Linked DNA regions of Homo sapiens: region 1 is linked to region 2. The links are chromatin contacts, found by Hi-C or POLR2A ChIA-PET in ENCODE. All regions are on one chromosome and are shown on one strand. Each heading gives the region's core, a stretch centred on a gene start or an enhancer-like site at or near the end of the contact. The rest is flanking DNA. Distances are from core to core; before and after follow the strand shown.

Region 1 (3,937 bases), core at 1,438-3,937, 210 kb after region 2:
GTGGGTTCGTGGTCTCGCTGGCTTCAGGAGTGAAGCTGCAGACCTCTGCGGTCGGTGTTACCAGCAGATAAATGCTATGCGGACCCAAAGAGTGAGCAGCAGCAAGATTTATTGCAAAGAGCACAAGAACAAAGCTTCCACAGCGTGGAAGGAGACCAGAGCGGGTTGCTGCTGCTGGCTCAGGCAGCCTGCATTTTTTTTTTTTTTTTTTTTTTTTTTTGAGATGGAGTCTCCCTCTGTCACCCAGGCTGGAATGCAGTGGTGCAATCTGGGCTCACTGCAAGCTCCGCCTCCCGGGTTCACGCCATTCTCCTGCCTCAACCTCCCCAGTAGAGGGGATTACAGGCACCCACCACCGCACCCAGCTAATATTTTGTCTTTTTAGTAGAGTCGGGGTTTCACTGTGTTAGCCAGGATGGTCTCGATCTCTTGACCTCGTGATCCACCCCTCTAGGCCTCCCAAATTGCTGGGATTACAGGTGTGAGCCACTGGCACCCAGCGGGGCAGCCTGCTTTTATTCCCTTATCTGACCCCACCCACATCCTGTTGATTGGTCCATTTTACAGAGAGCTAATTGGTCCGTTTTGACAGGGTGCTGATTGGTGCATTTACAATCCCTGAGCTAGATATACACAGAGTGCTGATTGGTGCATTTACAATCCTCTAGCTAGACATAAAAATTCTCCAAGTCCCCACTACATTTGCTAGACACAGAGCACTGATTGGTGCGTTTACAAACCTTTAGCTAGACACAGAGTGCTGATTGGTGCATTTGCAAACCTTGAGCTAGACACAGAGCACTGATTGGTGCATTTACAATCCTTTAGCTAGACACAGAAGTTCTCCAAGTGCCCACCAGATTAGCTAGATACAGAGTGCTGATTGGTGCATCCCCAAACCCCAAGCTAGACACAGAGTGCTGACTGGTGCATATAAAATCCTCAGGCTAGACATAAAAGTTTTCCAAGTCCCCATCTGACTCAGGAGCCCAGCTGGCTTCACCTAGTGGATCCTGCGCAGGGCTGTGCCGGGCGCCTGCACTCCTCTCAGCCCTTGGGCAGTCGATGGGACCGGGCGCTGAGGAGCAGGGGGCGGTGCCCGTCGGGGAGGCTCAGGCCACGCTGGAGCTCACAGGGGTTGGGAGGGGGCTCGGGCATGGCGGGCTGCAGGTCCTGAGCCTTGCCCTGTGCAGGGCGGCTGGGGCCCGGTGAGAATTCAAGCGGGGTGCAGGCGGGCCGGCAGTGCTGGGGGACCCGGCGCACCCTCTGCAGCTGCTGGCCCGGGTGCTAGGCCCCTGACTGCCCGGGGCCGGGGGTGCGGGGCCCGCTGAGCCCGCGCCCACCTGGAACTCGCGCTGGCTGGCGAGCGCTGCGCGCAGCCCCAGTTCCCACACCCGCCTCTCCCTCCACACTTCCCCGCAAGCAGAGGGAGCCGGCTCTGGCTTCGGCCAGCCCAGAGAGGGGCCCCCACAGCGCAGTGGCGGGCTGAAGGGCTCCTCCAGCACGGCCAGAATGGACGCCAAGGCCGAGGAGGCGCCGAGAGCGAGCGAGGGCTGCTAGCACGTTGTCACCTCGCATTCTGAACCACAGACTCTCCAACTCTCCGGCGCTTTTCGCCCACTCGGTCCCTCAGAACACGAAGGGCTCTCTCATCCTGTCACTAAAACGATTAGCTGTCCGGAGACACGGAAAAAGTCGCCCCTCTTCTTTGCAGGATTCCTCCCTTGAACTTCTCCAAACCCTCTTAGTGTGACGTGACCCCACCCCTAGCTAACCCAGGCTGCTTCCTTACCAGCTTCCCGCCCCCTGGGGAGGCGGCAATGCAAAGACCGTCCGCTGCCAGCTCTGCCGCTATCTCTGTGGGGTGAATCTAACATGGCGGACAAAGACAGTAACTAGTCCCGTTTCTCCGCGTTTTCGCCAAGAAGATTGGCTCTTACCACTTGTCCCTCAAAACGACCACCCCATTGACTGGTGGCGATTGCGTCGACGGAGACGGGGCAAAAGCAAGCTGAACCCGAAAAATAACAAACACTGGGGCTGAGGGGTGGAACTACGAGTGCGCAGACATGGGCCAGAGCGCATTTCCCCTGCCCCAGGCAAATTCGGCGCTCACTGCGTCCCCGCAGGCCACTGACCTTACAAGACTACTTGCCCCAGACTCCTGGGGCTGGATGGGAATTGTAGTCTCCCTAAAGAGTTGTACGTATCTTTTTAAGGCCTAGTTTCTGCTTTCAAAATACGAAAACATAACACTCCAGTCCATAACTGTTGACAAGTACAAGCGCGCACAGGTCTCCAATCTATCCACTGGATTTCCGTGAGAATTGTGCCCGCTCTGGTATTGGATGTTCCTCTCCATAAGACTACAGTTTCTAAGGAACACTGTGGCGAAGACCTTTCATTCCGCAACGCATGCTGGAAATAATTATTTCCCTCCACCCCCCCAACAATCCTTATTACTTATATTTACCGAAACTGGAGACCTCCATTAGGGCGGAAAGAGTGGGGGATTGGGACCTCTTCTTACGACTGCTTTGGACAATAGGTAGCGATTCTGACCTTCGTACAGCAATTACTGTGATGCAATAAGCCGCAACTGGAAGAGTAGAGGCTAGAGGGCAGGCACTTTATGGCAAACTCAGGTAGAATTCTTCCTCTTCCGTCTCTTTCCTTTTACGTCATCCGGGGGCAGACTGGGTGGCCAATCCAGAGCCCCGAGAGACGCTTGGCTCTTTCTGTCCCTCCCATCCTCTGATTGTACCTTGATTTCGTATTCTGAGAGGCTGCTGCTTAGCGGTAGCCCCTTGGTTTCCGTGGCAACGGAAAAGCGCGGGAATTACAGATAAATTAAAACTGCGACTGCGCGGCGTGAGCTCGCTGAGACTTCCTGGACGGGGGACAGGCTGTGGGGTTTCTCAGATAACTGGGCCCCTGCGCTCAGGAGGCCTTCACCCTCTGCTCTGGGTAAAGGTAGTAGAGTCCCGGGAAAGGGACAGGGGGCCCAAGTGATGCTCTGGGGTACTGGCGTGGGAGAGTGGATTTCCGAAGCTGACAGATGGGTATTCTTTGACGGGGGGTAGGGGCGGAACCTGAGAGGCGTAAGGCGTTGTGAACCCTGGGGAGGGGGGCAGTTTGTAGGTCGCGAGGGAAGCGCTGAGGATCAGGAAGGGGGCACTGAGTGTCCGTGGGGGAATCCTCGTGATAGGAACTGGAATATGCCTTGAGGGGGACACTATGTCTTTAAAAACGTCGGCTGGTCATGAGGTCAGGAGTTCCAGACCAGCCTGACCAACGTGGTGAAACTCCGTCTCTACTAAAAATACAAAAATTAGCCGGGCGTGGTGCCGCTCCAGCTACTCAGGAGGCTGAGGCAGGAGAATCGCTAGAACCCGGGAGGCGGAGGTTGCAGTGAGCCGAGATCGCGCCATTGCACTCCAGCCTGGGCGACAGAGCGAGACTGTCTCAAAACAAAACAAAACAAAACAAAACAAAAAACACCGGCTGGTATGTATGAGAGGATGGGACCTTGTGGAAGAAGAGGTGCCAGGAATATGTCTGGGAAGGGGAGGAGACAGGATTTTGTGGGAGGGAGAACTTAAGAACTGGATCCATTTGCGCCATTGAGAAAGCGCAAGAGGGAAGTAGAGGAGCGTCAGTAGTAACAGATGCTGCCGGCAGGGATGTGCTTGAGGAGGATCCAGAGATGAGAGCAGGTCACTGGGAAAGGTTAGGGGCGGGGAGGCCTTGATTGGTGTTGGTTTGGTCGTTGTTGATTTTGGTTTTATGCAAGAAAAAGAAAACAACCAGAAACATTGGAGAAAGCTAAGGCTACCACCACCTACCCGGTCAGTCACTCCTCTGTAGCTTTCTCTTTCTTGGAGAAAGGAAAAGACCCAAGGGGTTGGCAGCAATATGTGAAAAAATTCAGAATTTA
Region 2 (3,773 bases), core at 523-3,022:
TCCACCAGAGTGTGATATGGCTGGGAGATAGAGTTATGAATTTGCAACACCGTATGCAATTACAATGTGATTGGAATAATTCTGATTATTGCATAATGCCTTATGCTTATAAAAAAGATCAGCATAGCTGGGAAAAAGTCATGAGACATTCAAAGCCTGGGATGATAATCTAACTTAAGATATTTCAAAACTGAAAGAGCAAATTTTGGGGGCCTCACAGGCTCACTTAACTACCGTTCCTGGCTCTCATATTTTTGAGGAAATCACCAAAGTATTATCCGATCTTAATCTTTTTAAACGGATCAAACCCCTTAGAGGTTCACTATTGTCACTAGCATTACTGATATTGGTGTGTTTATGTTGTCTGCTTTTAGTATGCAGATGTCTTCAGGGAGTCCGATGAAAAGCCCAAAGTCAACAAGCAATGATGGCAATGATGATCCTAGTCAATAAAAAGAGGGGAGATTTGGGCAGCTGTGGACGAAGGATTACCCAGGTGCCAAGACAGGAGACTGAAGGCACAAACTGTAGCAGTATAATAAAGAAAATAGTTAGAATAAAGAATACTTACAATACAAATTAGATATAGAGATGATCATGGACAATTATCAATCAATAATGTATAAACATTATTAATCATTAGCTTTTAATATTAGTCTTTGTTGCATTACTAATATAACCTAGGAATAATTGATGGGTGTAGGATCATGTACTGAAGGGACATTGTGAGAAGTGACCTAGAAAGCAAGAGGTGAGCCCTCTGTCATGCCCACATAAGGGCCGGTTGAGGGCTCCTTGGCCAAGCAGTAATGCCAGTGCCTGGGAAGGCACCCGTTACTTAGCAGACCAAGAAAGGGAGTCTCCCTGTTCTTGGAGGAGTCAGGAAACACTCTGCTTCACCACCTCCTTGTGGGAGGCTTTATATTATCCAGGCCTGCCCTGCAGTCATCTGGAGGCCTAAACCCCTCCCCGTGGTGCTGTGCTTCAGTGGTCATGCTCCTTGTCCACTTTCATGTTCCTCCTGTACTCCTGGTTCCTCTTTGAAGTTCATAGTAGATAGTGGTAGAAGAAATAGTGAAAGTCTTAAAATCTTTGAACTTTCTTATAAGTGCCTAGAAGAAAACACTGATGTATGCTGCCTTTCCTCTCTGCTTCAGCTACCTAAAAGGGAAGGGCCCCCTGTCCCATGATCATGTGACTTGCTTGAGCTTATCAATCACTTGGACGTCTCACCCTCCTTACTCTTCCCCCTTTGTCTTGTATGTAATAAATATCAGCGAGCCCAGCCATTCCGGGCCCCTACTGGTCTCTGCGTCTTGGTGGTAATGGTCCCCTGGGCCCAGCTGTTTTCTCTTTATCTCTTTGTCTTGTGTCTTTATCTCTTATAATCTCTCATCTCCATACATGGGTAGAACACCCACTAAACCCTGTAGGGCTGGACCCTACAGGCGGCAAGCTACCCAGGTGCTGAGGCAAGAGACCGAAGGCACAAGATGTTCCAGTATAATAAAATATATAGAATAAGAATAGTTATACTAGAAATAGAATACAGATATGATCATATATGAATATTAATCATTAGTTTGTAGATTTACTCTTTATTCCAATATTATAATAATATCTGTTTTACAATTATAACCTAGAAAAAATTAGGCCATACAGAGATAGGAGCTGAAAGGACACGGTGAGAAGTGACCGGAAGACAAGAGTGTGAGCCCTCTGTCATGCCCGGACAGGGCCACTAGAGGGCTCCTTGGTCTAGCGGTAACGCCAGTGCCTGGGGAGGCACCCGTTACTTAGCAGACTGGTCTAGTGGTAGCGCCAGTGCCTGGGAAGGCACCCGTTACTTAGCAGACCAGGAAAGGGAGAGAGTTAGAGAAGACTCTGCTCCACCACCTCTTGTGGAAGATCTTTGTCAGGCCCACCCGCAGCCATGCCCACAGCCATCTGGAGGCCTAAACGTCTCCCTGTGATGCTGTGCTTCAGTGGTCACGCTCCTTGTTCATTTTCATGTTCCACTCTGTGCACCTAGCCTGGCCTTCTAGACAGCGGTAGCAGAATTAGTGAAAGTATTAAAGTCTTTGATCTTTCCGAGAAATGCATAGAAGAAATAATGACGTAAGCTGTCCCCTCTCTGTCTCCACCTCAGCTACCAAATAGGGAAGGGCCCCTGTCCAGTGGTCACGTGACTCACGTGACCTTACCTATCATTGGAGATGACCTGCACTCCTTACCCTGCCCCCTTGCCTTGTATACAATAAGTAACAGCACAGCCAGGCATTCGGGGCCACTACCGGTCTCCGCGTCTTGGTGGTAGTGTTCACCCGGGCCCAGCTGTCTTTTATTCTATCTCTTTGTTTTGTGTCTTTATTTCTATGATCTATCATCTCCACACACAAGAGAAAACCCCAAAGGCCCTGTAGGGTTGGACCCTACATCTGGCGCCCAACGAGAATTTCTCTCTCGCTGTGTGAAGTTGCACTTTGAGCGTGAAACACAGCAGAGGATTTCAATGACAGATTCCTGAGGATTGAGGTCAATAAGCTTGGTGGTAAGCTTGGGCACTCAGAGTATCCCGGGGACACCAAGGGACAGGCCTGTACTAAGTACTCAGCTTATTTAAATTTTATAAAAACTCTCCTTAAAGAAGGAGTGGTTAAAAGTATCTACTGATAAGTTAATTGAACTGTTTGATGTTGTAGATCTTCTTTGCCCTTGGTTTCCTACTGAGGGAACTTTAGAACTTAAGGATTGGGATGAGATTGGCAGACATTCAAAATTGCTCATAAAGGCGGGCATATTATTCCACCCCCAATTTGGTCAATCTGGGCTTCGGTTCGCTCTGTCCTAGACTCTTTACAGACTCAGGAGGACAACATGGAGACTGATCCCTCTTTCCTCTGAGGAGGCTGAGGAAGTGCTTAGTTCTTTTTCACCTGAGGATACTGCACAGATTGAGGCCATAGTTCTACAGATGGACCTCCACTCTGATATTCCTTTGGTGCCACCACCTACGCCAGAGCCTACCATGCCCCGGTTATCGCTTTATGATGAACTTTTAACTGATCTGAATGAATTTATTTCCCCCAACCAGCAAAATCCAGCTGAAAGATATTATCAACAGCCATCACAGCTGTACCCTCCTACCTTTCCTCAAACTCTCAACTCTCCAGCTATGCAGATAGAAAATGAGATGATGCAGCCTGAAAAAGAGGCTCTAAACTATGTTTTCATGCAGCCTGGTACAGAGGCTCCAATTTCTACACAGCCCGGTGAAGAGGCTCTCAATTCCCTGCCTGGTAATGAGGCCCTGAACCCTATCCCTGTTCAGCCCTGCTGTAGAGCTCTCAACTTCTTGCCTATTCAGCCTGGTAATGAGGCCCTCAACCCTATCTCTGTTCAGCCCCGCTGTGGGGCTCTCAACTTTCTACCAGTTCAGCCCAGTTATGAGGCCCTCAACCCTATCCATATTCAACCTATTTTTCCACCTCTCTCTTCTCGTTCTCTTTTGACAAGTCAGTCTCCCTTGAAGCCTGGACCTCTCTTGGTAAATCAGGCTCCCTTGAAGCCTGGGTCTCTTTCAGAAATCAGGCTCCTTTGAAGCCTGGGTATCTTTTGGCAAATCAGTCTCCCTCGAAGCCTGGGTCTCTTTCGGCAAATCACACTTCCTTGAAGCCTGGGTCTTTTCTGACAAATCAGGCTCCCTTGAAACCTCAGGCTCCCTTGAAGCCTGGTCCACAGTTACTGCGGCAGCCTCAGGCCCATGAAAGACC

The links. A loop is a pair of places that touch in the nucleus more often than their neighbours do. ChIA-PET counts read pairs that join two places held with the same protein, here RNA polymerase II (POLR2A). Pooled maps may share reads with other maps.
Region 1: a loop to region 2 is called in a map of CD8-positive, alpha-beta T cell, with 6 times the contacts of the local background. The contact joins the promoter of NBR2 here to the enhancer-like site in region 2. A Hi-C loop is called at or near these places in 3 of 168 maps with a recorded cell type or tissue (CD4-positive, alpha-beta T cell and CD8-positive, alpha-beta T cell), 1 of 37 single-sample maps with no recorded cell type and 8 of 50 pooled maps. POLR2A ChIA-PET finds 5 or more read pairs at or near these places in 6 of 52 experiments (GM12878, H1, PC-9 and 3 more).

What each region holds. Positions count from the first base shown.
Region 1 is chr17:43,124,307-43,128,243 of GRCh38, reverse strand. NBR2 (neighbor of BRCA1 lncRNA 2) reads right to left here and starts at 2,687. Exons shown (of 8, transcript NR_138145.1): 1 at 2,474-2,687. It overlaps BRCA1 (BRCA1 DNA repair associated), which reads left to right and starts at 2,880. Exons shown (of 23, transcript NM_007294.4): 1 at 2,880-2,973. RefSeq lists enhancers at 688-1,501, 2,430-2,519, 2,649-2,673, 2,570-2,699, 2,806-2,828, silencers at 1,508-1,525, 3,549-3,584, cis regulatory regions at 1,550-1,579, 1,930-1,959, 2,636-2,644, 2,806-2,828 and promoters at 2,629-2,895, 1,139-2,895.
Region 2 is chr17:43,332,355-43,336,127 of GRCh38, reverse strand. No RefSeq gene overlaps it. Among named protein-coding and RNA genes, the nearest start is that of LINC00910, 55 kb to the left of the region's middle. Within about 2 kb of position 1,772, at least 12 of the 41 ENCODE cell types and tissues checked have a DNase peak (open chromatin) inside an H3K27ac peak, as active enhancers do.